Linked DNA regions of Homo sapiens: all the other regions are linked to region 1. Evidence: chromatin contacts called from ENCODE Hi-C or POLR2A ChIA-PET data. All regions are on one chromosome and are shown on one strand. The core of a region is the stretch at or near the end of the contact, and the rest is flanking DNA. Distances in the headings are between cores, read along the strand shown.

Region 1 (4,733 bases), core at 1,402-3,901:
CTCTCCACCCCACTGCAAAAGTGATGAGAAGGTCCCAGCATCATCAGGACATTCTCCTACCAGCCACACCACTCAGGAGAGAATAAGCCATCTTTTTTACTTAAAAAAATTATTTTGTAGAGACAAGGTTTTAATATGTTGTCCAGGCTGATCAAGCAGTCCTCCCGCCTCCTGAGTAGCTGAGACTACAGGCACGTGCCATCACACCTGGATTTTTGTTTTGTTTTGAGACAGTCTTGCTCTGTCGCCCAGGCTGGAGTGTAGTGGTGCAATTTTGGCTCACTTCAGCCTCCACCTCCCAGTTTCAAGCCATTCTCGTGCCTCGGCCTCTCGAGTAGCTGGAACTACAGGTGCACATTACCACACCTGGCTAATTTTTGTGTTTTTAGTAGAGACGGGTTTTGCTGTGTTGCCCAGGCTGGTCTCGAACTCCTGGGCTCAAGCAATCCCAAAGATCTCAAACTTTTGCCCCCCAAAGTGGTGGGATTACAGGCATGAGCCATTGCACCCAGCGTGCCTGGCTTTTTTTTTTTTTTTTTTTTTTTTTTTTTACTTTTTGTAAAGATGGGTCTCCCTGTTGCCCAGGCTGGTCTCCAACTTCTGGCCTCAAGCAGTTCTCCCACCTCAGCCTCCCAAAGTGCTGGGATGACAGACCCAAGCCACTGTACCAGGCCAAGTTCATCTTTTCTGCTGGTTTCCCTCATGTGCTGGAGCAGGTCATCAACGTCCCAGCCTGGGCCATATGCTGACCTCTGAACCACTGCCCAGGCTGTGTGGCCAGGCCCAGGCCATCAACCTCCCAGATGACTCTCAGAGGGTTCTCAAAGCAGGAGTGATGCTAGGCCGGCAGCTGCTACAGACACATCCCCATGGGTGGTAGTGTGCACTCATGCCGTTCCTCACCGTGGACCTGTGACTCCTCCAGGAGGATAAAGGACAGATTTGGACCCTGCTAAGACCCCAGGGCTCCTGGGGTCTTGGTGCTATCAGAGGGCCTGTTGACATCACCCTGTCCCCGCCTCAGTTACAACAGTGGAGGCCAGTCTGGGCCAAACAACCTGATCTCCACATTCAAGTTCTAGCCCTCATCCAGGGGACCTTTGCACTGCCTGCTGCTCCCTCCTTCCTGGCTTCGCTAGGCTCTGGACCACCTGCACCAGCGCAGCCCTGCCCAGTCCCAGGCAGAGCCTGGCACCCTCTCCACCGCTGGCCCAGCCCCCTCCTTGTATCCTACCTGGAATTTTTAGCTCTCTGTGTAACCACGAGCTTAGTGTCTGCTTCCCCTTCACTTGTAAGTGCCAGGAGGGCAGGGCCAGATCTGTTCTCATTCATCAATAAGTCTCTTGCACCTGCACCCTGACAGGTGTGAAGTGGGTTCTTAGGAATGAGAGAAGGAAGGAAGGAAAGCGACCCTGCATAGTGGAGGGTTGGGGGCAAACGCTGCGGCTCCTGAATCGCTCTGAGATTTCCCAACAACAGGACTCACCCAAGCCCCCTCCTTCGCTGTCGTGGAGCCTCAGTTTTCCCAACCCTCCAATGGCACAACCTCCTTCCCCCAGGGCTTGCAGAGTCGCGGTGAAACTAGGGAGGGATTATGTTAGAAAAATGCTCTAGACGAGATGTAAAAATCTTTTTTTTTTTACACGACTGAGGAGGATCCGTTTAGAATTTCAGGATTTTTTTAAGAAAAAAAAAAACTTCAAAGTGCGCAAACGTTGGGCCGGTTCTCGTGACCTTCCTCGGGAGACGAGGGGCCCAGAGTGCAGGGGGAACGGGAGGGACGGCCGGGAACCAGGGCGGAGAAACGCGGGCCTTGGTGCCTCACTGGGGGGTCGGATTCCGACCCCAGGCGTAGGAACCCCCGGGTCCCTCGCGGGCCTGCAGCGCGAGGCAGATCTGGGGAGGGGGCAGCTCGGCGCGGGTGGGGTCGGGGCTTCCTGGGGCGCCTCCAGCTTCGTTCACAACCTGCGGAACCCTCGCCTTCAAGCTCGGGCTCCGCGGCAAATCCCAGGGTCGAATTCTGCCACCGCCGCGGCGTCCGGTTTTGGCAGAGTCCTTGTCTGCCTCCGGGAGCCTCGGTTTTCTCGTCTCTCCGCCAAGCCCGGGCGTTCTCTCCACGCAGGGTGAGGGCCAGGCTTAGAGGTCTGCGGAGCTCTGAAACAAGCCTGTCACTCAGATGGGAGCGCGGCAGGAACAGCGGCTCACGCGGGTTTCCGGAGCGCGCGAGTGATGCCGGACCCCTCGCTCTGCCCCTTACGCGGCCCGTCTGACTTCTCAGCACCCCGTGGGAGGGAGCTTCCCTGGGTAGCCCCGTTTCACAGACGGGAAAGCGGAGGCACAGCGCGATCGGGCCCTGCCCGGCTTCCACGCCTACTCTGGTTGAGTCGGGGTCTGAACTCGGGCCGTTGGTTGCCCTAAGCCCCGCTCCGGGATCTGGCGCCCGGCGCCCCAGCCTTACACGCCCGACCCGCGCCTGGGAGCCGCCCCTCGGCCCCCCTCCCTGGCTCCTGGGGGCCGGGTCCCGTCGTTGTCACGACAACCGGGGGCCAATGGGAGCAGGCGGGCGGGGGAAGCCCCGCCCCTTCCCCGCCCCCTTCCCCGCCCTCTCGGAGGGCTCCGGGTTATAAGGGCTGGAGGCCGAGCGGACGGGAGCTGGAGCCCGCGGAGCCCACGGAGCCCACGGAGCCCACGGAGGAGCCCACGGAGGAGCCCCAGCGTCCGAACGGGCAGACCCCCTCGAGCCGCGAAGGAGCCCGAGAAGCAGCCACGATGTGCGGTGAGTGCCGCGCCCGCCCGAGCCGCCTCCTCCACGCCGTCCGCGGGTCCCGGCGCCGCAGCCTCTCCGCGCCTCCGCCCGCAAGCAGGCGCCGAGGACCTGGCTGGGGGCGCCGATCTGCCCCGGGCCCCTACCGAGGGGCTGTCGTCGGCCGGGCCTGGCTGCCCCTCACCCGCGTTCCCCGAGTGGCCGTCTCGGAGGTGTGGGTGGGGGATGCCCAACCCGACTCCTGGTCTCGGACACAGTGAGGGGGACCGAGGCCCGGTCCCCACGGAGGGGAGGGACCTGGTCCGGTCCGGCCTGGACCCCGTAACAGAGGGGTCCCCACCCCATGCCGACCGAGGTCGCTCTCCTCCACGTCTCCCAGTCGCCCACAAAGGCGGCCACGCGCAGGCCGGCGCATCCCGAGTGCGGGGCGCCCATCCCGACTCAGCCCGCCGCGCCCACCGAGGAGAGGAGAGGCGACCCCGCCCCGCCGTCCCCGCAGCCCGCCCGGTCGCCCCCGCTGCGTCAGTGCCTCAGGCAGGGCCTGCGCGTCCTCCTCGCGACCCCAAAGGAACGTCTGGTCCCTAGAAGGGTCGCTGCCGCGTTACCGCCTCTTTGCGCGGGGAAGAGGCAGTCACTGCCCGAACCTCGGCCCGAAGCCACGAGAGGGAGTCCGGGGCGGGGAGCGGGGCCGGGCGTCCGATTCCCGCGGCGCTCCCGCGCTGTCCCGCGTGGCTGCGGGACCGTGGGGAGGGCGGCCGCGGCCCGGAGCGCACATCTGCAATTCTTTACTCTCCTGGCTGGGCCGCCTCCGCTGGCCGGGAGAGAGCCGGGAACTTCTGCTGGGACAAAAGGTCACTGTGCTCTTTTTTTTTTTTTTTTTTTTCCTTGAGTAGGATTCGGTTACCCATTCCAGCCTCCTGTGGCTGGAGGACCTGGAGGAACTTTCGAAGCCATGAAAGGCCTCTCTCTGACTTTGCTGAGGGCCGGGGTGGGGTGCGCCCGCGGTGAGCCCTGGCCGAGGTCTGTGCAGGCCTCTTGTCTCGGAGGCCAGCTGCTCGGCAGAAGGGAACGACCTACGGCGGAGCGGGCAGCGTGCTTCGGGATGCCGCCTCACCCAGGCTGAACAGGCATCCGTGGAAATTCCTGAACCCTCAGCTAAAATCTCGTGCTCCCAGACGCCATTCTCCATGTGTAGAGCCACCTTTGGGTGTTTCTGGGGGCAGAGATGAGGCAAAGGTGGTAGTTTTGCCAGATGTCCAAGCCCTGATGTTCCACACCTCTCAGTGTAGCATTCAAGACCCTTGGCCAAAACTGGTGGCCTTGGGGCCAGACTTGTGCAGGAGACCCTTGAACCAGGAGGGTCTGCCCACAGCACCAGAGGCTCCCCTTCCCCTTCCTTTCAGATGCTCCTCTGCCCCCACTGCCACCCCTGCCTGTCATCCTCCTTCCTACTGGCATCTTGCTTTTTCCCAAGTCTCTCTGAGCTTTGGGGGGGCTCTACCTCCTCCAGCTCACAAAATCACAAGTGTTTTTGTTCTGCTTCTTAAAGGGACACACACGCGTTGTCTCCTAGGGAAAGGTTGAGCTTTGGGGTGTGACCACCTGTATCTTCAGATTTTCTGGTACTGACTTGTGGTTGTATGTGAGAAGGAGCTTGAGGTCCCCAAAGGACACCCAGGGCTCAGGAGTGGCTGCGGTCCATGGGGGTGCCCACTCGGAGCCAGAATCAAAGAGTGCGTGCTGGCTTAGGTGCCTTCTCAGAATTCCCAGATTTGCTGATTTGGGGCTGGGGGCAGGGTGGGGGAAGTGGGGAGGGCACAGCTCAGCAGGAAGTCGTGGAATCCCTGCATGGGAAAGTTATTTCCTTTTCAAGAACATCAGGAGAAAGTTTCAACTTGGTGCTAACGTGTCCTTAACATCTCTCTGACACTTGCTTAAGTATCCTGTGCAGAGGGGAAGCCATTCCTGG
Region 2 (4,733 bases), core at 1,254-3,753, 890 kb before region 1:
TGCTGAGATCAGACTTTTTTTGTTGTTGTTGAGATGGAGTCTCACTCTTATCACCCAGGCTGCAGTGCAGTGGCATGATCTCTGCTCACTACAACCTCCACCTCCCCGGTTCAAGCAATTCTCCTGCCTCAGCCTCCCGAGTAGCTGGGACTACAGGCACGTGCCACCAGGCCCAGCTAATTTTTTGTATTTTTAGTAGAGACGGGTTTCACCGTGTTAGCCAGGATGGTCTGGAACTCCTGACCTCGTGATCTGCCTGCCTTGGCCTTCCGAAGTACTGGGATTACAGGCGTGAGCCACTGCGCCTGGCCGAGATCAGACTCTTAAAGAAACTACTCTAGGCCTGGCCGAGATCAGACTCTTAAAGAAACTACTCTAGGCCTGGCCGAGATCAGACTCTTAAAGAAACTACTCTAGGCTTCAGGACAAAATCCAGATCCCTTAGTAGCAAGGCCTTCCAAACTAGGGCTCCTTGACCCTCAGGGGTTTCACTCCCTCCTAAGGAGCCCTCAAAGCTATCCCTACCTTACCTCTGCACCTACGCTGATCCCTCTGCCTGGAACGCCCTTCCTTTAACTACTTGACCTTTACTTTTCAACCCATGAGGCTGGCCACCAAAATTAGAATCTTCCACAGGCCAAAGCCTCCACTGGGTGGTGAGAATGCAACACTTAGCAGAAACAGAGCAGTCCTTGTGAGGAGACACCTGAGGGATAAGAAGAACCAGTATACACTACACCACCGCTGTGAAAGCATGAAACAAATGTGACCTAGACCTGAGGGTCCCAGAGGCTTCCCTGAACAGGCAACCTAAGCTGAGACCCCAAGAAAGCTTAGATTGAACCGAGAGGGTTGGGGAGGGATGTGATGGGCCTTCCAGGCAGAACAATGTGTGTTCTGTGTGGGAGAGAACTAATGAGTTTGGAGGAAGAGCGGAGGCCCAGTCTGGCCACAAACACAAGAGTATGGGACACGCCAGAGGAAGCCACACGGATTTTGCAGGGAGACAGTAAGGATTTTGCTCATCATCTTAAAGTACGTAAAGTACGTGGGAAAGCCTCCTGCACAGAGTTTTAGCTGGCAGTCAGCAGGCCCTCTGGTCCTGGCCACGCACCTTTCCCTCAGCCTCGCCTCAGCATTCAAGGGAAAACCTGCCACCGCGCAAGCCCTCCAGGGTCTGGAATGCTGGCAGGAGGGGATGGATGCCTCTGCTCCTGGAGAAAAGGGCTCTGGCAGGGAAGCCTGAGGGGCTGGTTCCAACTGTACAGGTCCTGTGGACTCCTCAGAAAAGGAATGGTGAGATGGATTTTCATAGGAGAGCCTCTCCAATTTCTCCTTGGGACTTTTTTTTTTTTTTTTTTGAGACGGAGTCTCTCTCTGTCGCCCAGGCTGGAGTGCAGTGGCGCCATCTCGGCTCACTGCAAGCTCCGCCTCCCGGGTTCACGCCATTCTCCTGCCTCAGCCTCCCGAGTAGCTGGGACTACAGGCGCCCGCCACCACGCCCTAATTTTTTGTATTTTTAGTAGAGACGGGGTTTCACCGTGTTAGCCAGGATGGTCTCGATCTCCTGACCTCGTGATCCGCCCGCCTCGGCCTCCCAAAGTGCTGGGATTACAGGCGTGAGCCACCGTGCCCGGCCTCTCCTTGGGACTCTTACCTTGTATGGAATGGAAGTGGTGCCTCTGGGGTCCCAGACACGGGAGAGAGGAAGCAGCCCAGGGGCTGGGAGAAGTGGTGAGACCCAGAAGAACGGTGGACCCAGTCAGGAAGGGTCCTGCCAGCAGGGCGTGGGCCAGCCTCGGGGTCTTCCCCAAAAGGCAGGTAGGGGCCTCCAGCAAGCTTCCCACCTCCGTGAGGCTGGAGAAGAGGCCCCCTGGATGAGAAGGAAGAGGCCGGCAGGTCCGGCGGGCGCAGGCACAGGTAGACTTCTGGTGGGAAAAGCGTGACTCAGCCTCCTCCAGCGGCTGCAGGACGTCCCCCCGCTAGAAAGGGCCGGGCTCCCTTTGCTGACCCAGAGTCAACCCAGCGATTCCTCCCGGGGAGGCGGGGGGCCCCGGCCCCGGCCCAGAGCGCATGCCTATGCCGGGAGCTGGGCGAGGACAGGGCACAGCCACAGCTGGGTGCCCAACGGGAAAGGCGGCCGTTCCCCCTCAAGCTGCACCTGAAGGGGTCCCCAGGGTCGAGGCCACTTCTCCTTCGGCTCAGGGTTGACCTTCAGTGACCACTGTGGCCTGCGGGCATCCCCTGGGAGGGACGGAGGGGGATGGAGGAAAACTCCAAAGGGAAAGGCCGAATCCTGCAGGGTCTGGTCGTCGGAAAGCCAACCATACAGTCAGCCCTCCCTCTCCTCGGGCTGCCGTCGCCATCCGGGTCCACACGGGCTCTAAGACAAAACCCCAATTGCCCCCAAGGCCCCATAGGAGGGGCGCTGCCAGAATCGCCTATTTTTAGTGAAAGAGAACCGGGCCGGGAGACGGCGGCAGGGGGCCGGAGCATTCCCGAGGTCTCGGTCTGGGTGTCGCGAGGCAGGGAAAGAGGGCGGCCCCGGAGCGGAGCGGGAAAGGGGGCGGGGCAGGGTGGGGCCGGACGTGGCAACCTCCCGCTTCCGGGACAGTGACCCGCGGCGCGGCAAGGCCTTTCCCTTGGGCGTGGGTGGGGACCTGGACTCCCTGTGGAACGTTTAAGAAAAAGAGAACCGAATGAGGTTTCGCGAAAGGAAAAAAAATGTAACTGTGATCTAGTGCTGTTGACGGCCGCGAATGGAGAAACCCCGTGTTCTCGAGGACAAATTGGAACTCCTCGGCGTTTTAGGTCCTCAACCCGGGAACCCCTCGCACCGCGAATCTCAGTCCACAGCGGGAGGCGGGTGTGGTCGTTCACCTATTTGTGCCCGAGGGCTCAGGGAGGCGCTGGCATGACCCGAGTGGGGGGCAGCAAGCTGGTTAGCGGGAGGGTGAAGGCAGCGGTCTTCCACGACCACCACAATCACCTGGGTAGGGATTGAGTCCCGTATTGGAAAAGCGAAAGAACAGTCAGCTGGGGGTGCCAAGGAGGCAGGTGATGTATACAAACCTGGAGCCTTAGGATGGTCCACAGGCTGCGGAGGACCACAGCCAGGACAACGTCCCGGAAAGCCCAAGGGAGACTGCGGCGGAAGGCAGGGGAACCTGCAGAGGACCAGGAGAGCAAGCTGTTTCAGGGAGGGATCCTGGCCTTCCCTGCACACCTGGGCGTCTACAGCCTCCGGCAGCTCTGCCACCCTCCCTCGCCTGTCTTCTGCCTTTACGCAGGCTTTCTAGCAGACATTGCCAAGGTTCTTCTCCAGGCCTTCAAGGCCCTAGGTTAACTGCACCCTCCATTTCCCTGCTCTGTCCTCAGCCCCTCCACACTCCAGCTCAGTACGTTGGCACTAACTCTTCCCTCCGATTGAAATATTTTTCCCCCATTTGACTTCCCTCCACAGGAACATTATTCTCCCATATACCCGCAGGGCTCTCTCCGTGTCTCTGTTCCAATGTTCTCCCCTCTTCGCATACCGTAGGAAGTAAACTGCAAATAAAACAAACCAGGGTCCCCCCTCTGTCTTGTTCACAGCTGTGTCCCCAAGACCTAAAATAAGGCCTGGCACCCAAGAGGTGCTAAGTTTCACAACATTTACTCTGCCTTGTTCAGGGCGCTTTACATTTGCTTCTTCACTTTCCACACCACCATGTAATGTAGATACTAATATTATTTCCAATCTCATTTCACAGATGAGAAACGAAAGTTGATAGATGTCACAAATAGAAAAGTATATACTTAGGTATAATGCCCCCTTTATTTTGCATAGATGTTGGTGGCTGCTATCATCCTGATCTGTGCCCCTGTTTAAAACTACTTGAATAGACATGGTGCCAACACTGTCTCTTATAGTCAGAGATGGGTGAGAATGGGAGCCATTACTTATTTAAATTCCTGCGGTCGAGCGGAAGGCAGAAGGACAGTTAGGTATCCGTGTTCCACCGCTTCCCTGTCTGGGCACGTCCTTCAGGGCACAGTTGGACCCCCAGACCCCTGGGCTTTTGTGTACGCTGGCTGGGCCCAGAGAGAGCTTTCCACTAGATGTCCCCAGAAGTCAGAACCTTAAGGTCCTCCTTTGGGCATTTCCGTTTCTGCGAGAGCTTCCCGTGTTCTGGCCTAGGCAGGAACGGATTGGCAGTCTAGCAACACACAGGGCAATTTTTACTTTATTATTTTATTGTATGTATGTATTTATTTATTTGAGTCGGAGTCTCGCTCTGCTGCCCAGGCTGGAGTGCAGTGGCGCGATCTCGGTTCACTGCAACCTCCGCCTCTCAGGTTCAAGGGATTCTCCTGCCTCAGCCTCCCGAGTAACTGGGATTACAGGCACCCCCCACCACGCCTGGCTAATTTTAATTTTTTTTATTTATTTATTTGGAAAGAGGTTGCATCATGTTGGCCAGGCTAGTCTTGAACTCCTGACCTTAAGTGATCCACCCGCCTCGGCCTCTCAAAGTGGTAGGATTACAGGCATGAGCCACCGCGCCCGGGAAAAAGAGACCAATTCTTAGTTCATCCAGAGTAACCCTCTCCTGCCTTAGTCCAGCCTGGACTAAGTCCTTCCGGAGTTGGTGTGCATCAGAACAAAAACCTCGTGAGGGGAGAACACCCTCCGGAAGCACAGTTTTAAAGTTTATTTTTAACATTTTAATACTCTACTTTTTAAATTGCCC
Region 3 (4,733 bases), core at 1,390-3,889, 850 kb before region 1:
GCGCCTGTAGTCCCAGCTACTCCGGAGGCTGAGGCAGGAGAATGGTGTGAACCCGGGAGGCAGAGCTTGCAGTGAGCCGAGATCGCGCCACTGCACTCCAGCCTGGGAGACAGAGCGAGACTCCACCTTAAAAAAAAAAAAAAAGATAAGCAAACATGAATCACCATCGGTCATTTTCTACCTTGCAAATTCAGTTCCTAGCTCAGTAAATAGGTGTTGAAAGAATAAAAGGATTGGCTGGGTGCGGTGGCTTACGCCCGTAATCCCAGCACTTTGGGAGGTCGAGGTGGGCGGATCACCTGAGGTTGGGAATTCCAGACCAGCCTGACCAACATGGAGCAACCCCATCTCTACTTAAAATACAAAATTAGCCTGCCGTGGTGGCACATGCCTGTAATCCCAGCTACTCGGGAGGCTGAGGCAGGAGAATCACTTGAACCCGGGAGGTAGAGGTTGCGGTCAGCCAAGATCATGCCACTGCACTCCAGCCTGGGCAACGAGAGTGAAACTCCATCTCAAAAAAAAAAAAAAAAAAGAATGAAAGGATCTACTAGGACCTGTCAAGGCAGGGAATTGAAGGAAGGTGAACTAGAGGACCCTCCCATCCTCAATGTCAGGAGGGGTGGAGGAGGAGCCTGGAGTTCAGACACCCTAGGGTCCTTTCCAGACCCTCAACTATATCTGTTATGCCTGCACCCAGTGTGCATCCCAGACCTTCCTACCTCATCACTCACTTTCCTCCATGAGGAAGAGCTCACCCTCTAGACCTTCATCCCTCCTCCACTGGAGAAATGACTCCCAATGCAGCTCTTCCCCCACTGGTTGACATCCAGGAACCAGAGGGCCTTCCCTGGCACCGGCGGCAGCTTCACAGTCTCTGACCGGAGTCCCCAGGCCTTGCTTAACACCTTCCACCTCTGTCCTCTCCCAACATCCATCCATCCACCCCCACATTCGTTTTTGTTGTTGTTTTGTTTTGCTTTGCTTTTAGACAGAGTCTCACTTTGTCACAAAGGCTGGAGTCGTTCAAGCGATCCCCCCACTTCAGCCTCCTGAGTAGCTGGGACTACAGGTGTGCACTACTACACCCGGCTAATTTTTAATTTATTTTTTGTAGAGCTGGGGTTGGGGGTAGTCTCCTGTGTTGCCCAGGCTGGTCTGGAACTCGTGGGCTCAAGCAACCTTCTCCCCTGACTTTGCCCCCCTCAGCCTCCCAAAGTGCTGAGATGACAGGTGTGAGCTCTACCTGTTCTTTGCAGCAATAAAATACTTCTGGATTTATGACACTTGTCTCATTTACAATACCCTGCTTAATGAAACATCAGAGGTAGAGCCCAACTATTGCTGCAACACAAAAGGGAGAAGGAATGCTCTTATTTGAAAATGCTCCTACCCCAGGGGACATCTGGCAAAGTCTGGAGATACTATATTTTTGGTTGTCAACAATGGGATAGGGATGCTATTGGCATTTCGTGGTAGAGGCCAGAGGGGCGGCTAAATGTCCTACAAGGCACAGGGCAGCCCCCTACAACCAAGAAGTATCTGGCCCAAAATGTCAACTGTGTTAAGGTTGGGAAACCCTGGCTTAGAGTATTTTGGCAAATACTGTTTCACTTGTGCTACCTCCTTGTGAGGCAACTGGCCGAGAAGCCTGGCTTAACACTTCCTGGTGATGTGTCTGTCTTTTGTCTCCTCACCTGTAAGACTTGAAGGGAAGTGCACCCTCCCCACTGGGCTGCCGTCAGGGTTGAGGGAGTTAATATCCATAAGGCGCTCCAGGCTACTGCAGCCTGCCTGGAAGCTGAAGGAAAGGTGGGGGCATTGTAGGACACCTTGAACCCAGGTCTCCCAACTTCACAGGACTCCCTTCCTCCGCCCAGGAGTTTTAAGGAAGAGGAACTTCCTGGTGGGACATATTGAGTGCCAAACGTGTGTTCACATAAAAAATCAAGAGATCAGGGCATGAGTCTGCATCTGAAAACTCGAGTAAAAAATCCGGTGTATGCTGTTAATGGAAAGAACAGAATATGACACTTGCATGCCGCATATTCTCACTTCGTTCCTTGGGGGTGTGCTGCTACCTCTGGTCACTGGCATCGGACTTTTCTTCCTTCTTTCTACTTTCCTACATCTCCCAAGTTTTGTATTTTGAGCATGTGTTAGCATTATAACTGCTAAACAGGAAAGATGGCCTTTAAAAAGAAAGTGAAGTGTAAAAGTTTGAGGGTGATGAAATAAATGTGCTTGAGGAAGAAAAAGCAATCTCAGTTTAATCCTATGGTTGCCCCAGGAGGCACTAATTTATCCCTTCTGCTTTTCAAGTGAGGAAGCTGCAGCTTGGCGTAGTTCTGGGGGGAGTATGAAGCTGCCTTGGTTTAGGTGATGGAGCACAGGTCCACAGACATGTGTGGGTGCATCTGTGGCAGGGGAGAAAAGAGCATGTGTCCAGACTACAGCTTGTTCAGAGCTGGGACACTGACAATAGAGCACGCACTGCGTGCGTAGGTGGGTGTGTCTCCGATCCTCCAGCAGTGACAGGGACGAAGCCTTGCCCTGTGGGATGACTCAGGCCACTGGCCAAATGTTATGTCTCCATGTTCAAGTCCCTCTCCAACTTCTCCTCCTGGGACAGAAACAGATGGCAGCGGAGCAGGAGAAGGTGGGGGCAGAGTTCCAGGCACTGAGGGCTTTCCTGGTGGAGCAGGAGGGTCGGCTGCTAGGCCGCCTGGAGGAACTGTCCCGGGAGGTGGCACAGAAGCAGAATGAGAACCTGGCCCAGCTCGGGGTTGAGATCACCCAGCTGTCCAAGCTCAGCAGCCAGATCCAGGAGACAGCTCAAAAGCCTGACCTTGACTTTCTCCAGGTAAGTCTGGCTCAGCCAGGGGCTCGAGTCATTTATCCTAAGGCATCAGGACCAGCAGCTAGAGAACAGTGTCAGTCCTGGGGGGTCTAGGAGAATCACATGATCTGGAGCTGAAGGGGACTGGAGAGAAGTGCCCTGATTTTCCTGGGGTTGGAGGTCTAGAGAGATGTGAAAACTTTCTTGACTATGAGCCACAATAATATATATCGTATTTCAGAATCACAAGCTTGAGACAAAAGTCTCAGAAAATAATACTCACCTTTGCTACACGTATGCACTTTGATGTTTTCTATTCTATTTCGCTAAAAAAAAAGTTATAAACAACTAGATAAACTTCACAATCCATAGATGGGTTAAGAACAGTCATTATGGGGCTGAGTGAGCAGTAGGTGCATAAGGGCTGTGACCTCCCTCAGGTGGTTTCCAGGACACACGCAGCACTGGGTCCCATGGGATAGCTCCAGTGATGATTCTGTAACTAAGAAAGCAGCAAAGATAGAAAGAAAGCACGTGAAGAGTTGTGGCAAAGGGTGAGAGGTCCACTGCGTGGGTGAGACACCCTGCAGCCAGCAGCCACTGGAAGCTGCTGCCCCTGAGGCCCACGCAGGCAGTGAGGCGTGGCACACTTGCTTATGCTTACATCTGGGAGGCACAGCAAGGGGCAAGCTTTGTTTCTCAGAGGTGAATGGAGGTTACCTGATGCTGATTTGGTTTCCTCTATCTTTCCTTCCAGGAATTCAAAAGCACGCTGAGCAGGTGAGTGACCTCACAGCTCCTGGGGCCTCTCTAAGTTGCTTCTTCCCTTTTCACTGAGCCTTGTCTTTATTCCCTGTCCCCTGACCTCTCACCTCCTGATCCCCCGACTTGCTTGCCTGGGGACCTTCCGAGACAAACGCCCACCTGCCTGGCCATGGGTTTTTCTGCATGAGGTCTGGCTCTCCCTTTTCTACCTCTTTCTGCCAAGAGGACCTCGCCATCCTAATTGTCACAGCCTGTGGGAGCAAAATGGTGCACACAGGCCCTTCTCAGAGCCCTTGTCCTGCAGGTGTAGCAATGTGCCTGGCCCCAAGCCAACCACAGTCTCTTCTGAGATGAAGAATAAAGTCTGGAATGTTTCTCTCAAGACCTTTGTCTTAAAAGGGATGCTGAAGAAGTTCAAAGGTAGGGGCCTGGGCGCCAAGCTGGGCCACATAGTGCGGTGGTGGTGGAGGGTTCCTGGTAGCTCAGGGGTCCCTGGGTGTGCTTTCCAGAAGCTGTGTGTGAAAATAGGAGCTGGCTGTGCCATGGCCAGATTGGTGTAGGGGCTGTGGTGGCAAATCTAGTCAGGCCCCCGCAGGGCATGCCGCTTCTCATGGGCACAGATGGGGTAGAGGGGTACTGCTGGGGGACTGGGGTTAGGAAGAGAGCTGTGCAGGGGAGCTCAGCTCAGAGCCACTTGGGTAGAGCTAGAATGCTTGGGTATGGGCCCCCTGCCCCCCGCTCCCCATGCTTGGCCCTGTGCCTGCACGTTCACTCTTGGCCTTAGGAGTCTCTGGGGAATGAATGAGTCAGTTGGGATATAAAGAGCTGGTGACCTTGCCATATAATCTCCCGTGTCGCTCATGCACGCCTTGCTTTGTTTCTCCTCCTCAGAGGACCTTCGGGGAGAGCTGGAGAAAGAGGAGAAAGGTAGGGATGGTGCTGTGATGGCGAGTATGGACTGTCTGCCACACAGAGATCCTACTCCCTGCTCGTGACCATCTCAGGGTTTTGCATATGGTCGGTTCCTTCAGCCCACCCACCTCAGCAACCCTGTTCCTCTGTCCCCTCCCCCACACCACCCCCTCCCCATCCTGGGAGCTCTGACACCCTCAGATGTTGGCCCAAATGC

What was found. A loop is a pair of places that touch in the nucleus more often than their neighbours do. ChIA-PET counts read pairs that join two places held with the same protein, here RNA polymerase II (POLR2A). Pooled maps may share reads with other maps.
Region 2: a map of ascending aorta shows a loop between it and region 1 (4-fold over the local background). The contact joins the promoter of CTC-338M12.4 here to the promoter of GFPT2 in region 1. A Hi-C loop is called at or near these places in 1 of 168 maps with a recorded cell type or tissue (ascending aorta) and 1 of 50 pooled maps.
Region 3: a map of ascending aorta shows a loop between it and region 1 (4-fold over the local background). The contact joins the promoter of TRIM7-AS1 here to the promoter of GFPT2 in region 1. A Hi-C loop is called at or near these places in 1 of 168 maps with a recorded cell type or tissue (ascending aorta) and 1 of 50 pooled maps. POLR2A ChIA-PET finds 5 or more read pairs at or near these places in 1 of 52 experiments (MCF 10A).

The regions. Positions count from the first base shown.
Region 1 is chr5:180,351,254-180,355,986 of GRCh38, reverse strand. GFPT2 (glutamine-fructose-6-phosphate transaminase 2) reads left to right here and starts at 2,651. Exons shown (of 19, transcript NM_005110.4): 1 at 2,651-2,776. The coding sequence starts at 2,770. RefSeq lists a silencer at 2,395-2,624 and an enhancer at 3,997-4,497.
Region 2 is chr5:181,244,311-181,249,043 of GRCh38, reverse strand. CTC-338M12.4 (a long non-coding RNA gene) reads right to left here and starts at 2,503. Exons shown (of 3, transcript NR_109909.1): 1 at 2,162-2,503; 2 at 1,658-1,928. RefSeq lists enhancers at 785-1,712, 1,713-2,639, 3,371-3,420, 2,640-3,568 and silencers at 1,971-2,070, 2,301-2,380, 2,481-2,560.
Region 3 is chr5:181,197,981-181,202,713 of GRCh38, reverse strand. TRIM7-AS1 (TRIM7 antisense RNA 1) reads right to left here and starts at 2,639. Exons shown (of 2, transcript XR_001743050.3): 1 at 1,698-2,639; 2 at 1-126. TRIM7 (tripartite motif containing 7) reads left to right here. Exons shown (of 7, transcript NM_203293.3): 3 at 2,633-2,863; 4 at 3,597-3,619; 5 at 3,909-4,024; 6 at 4,496-4,531. RefSeq lists a silencer at 71-365.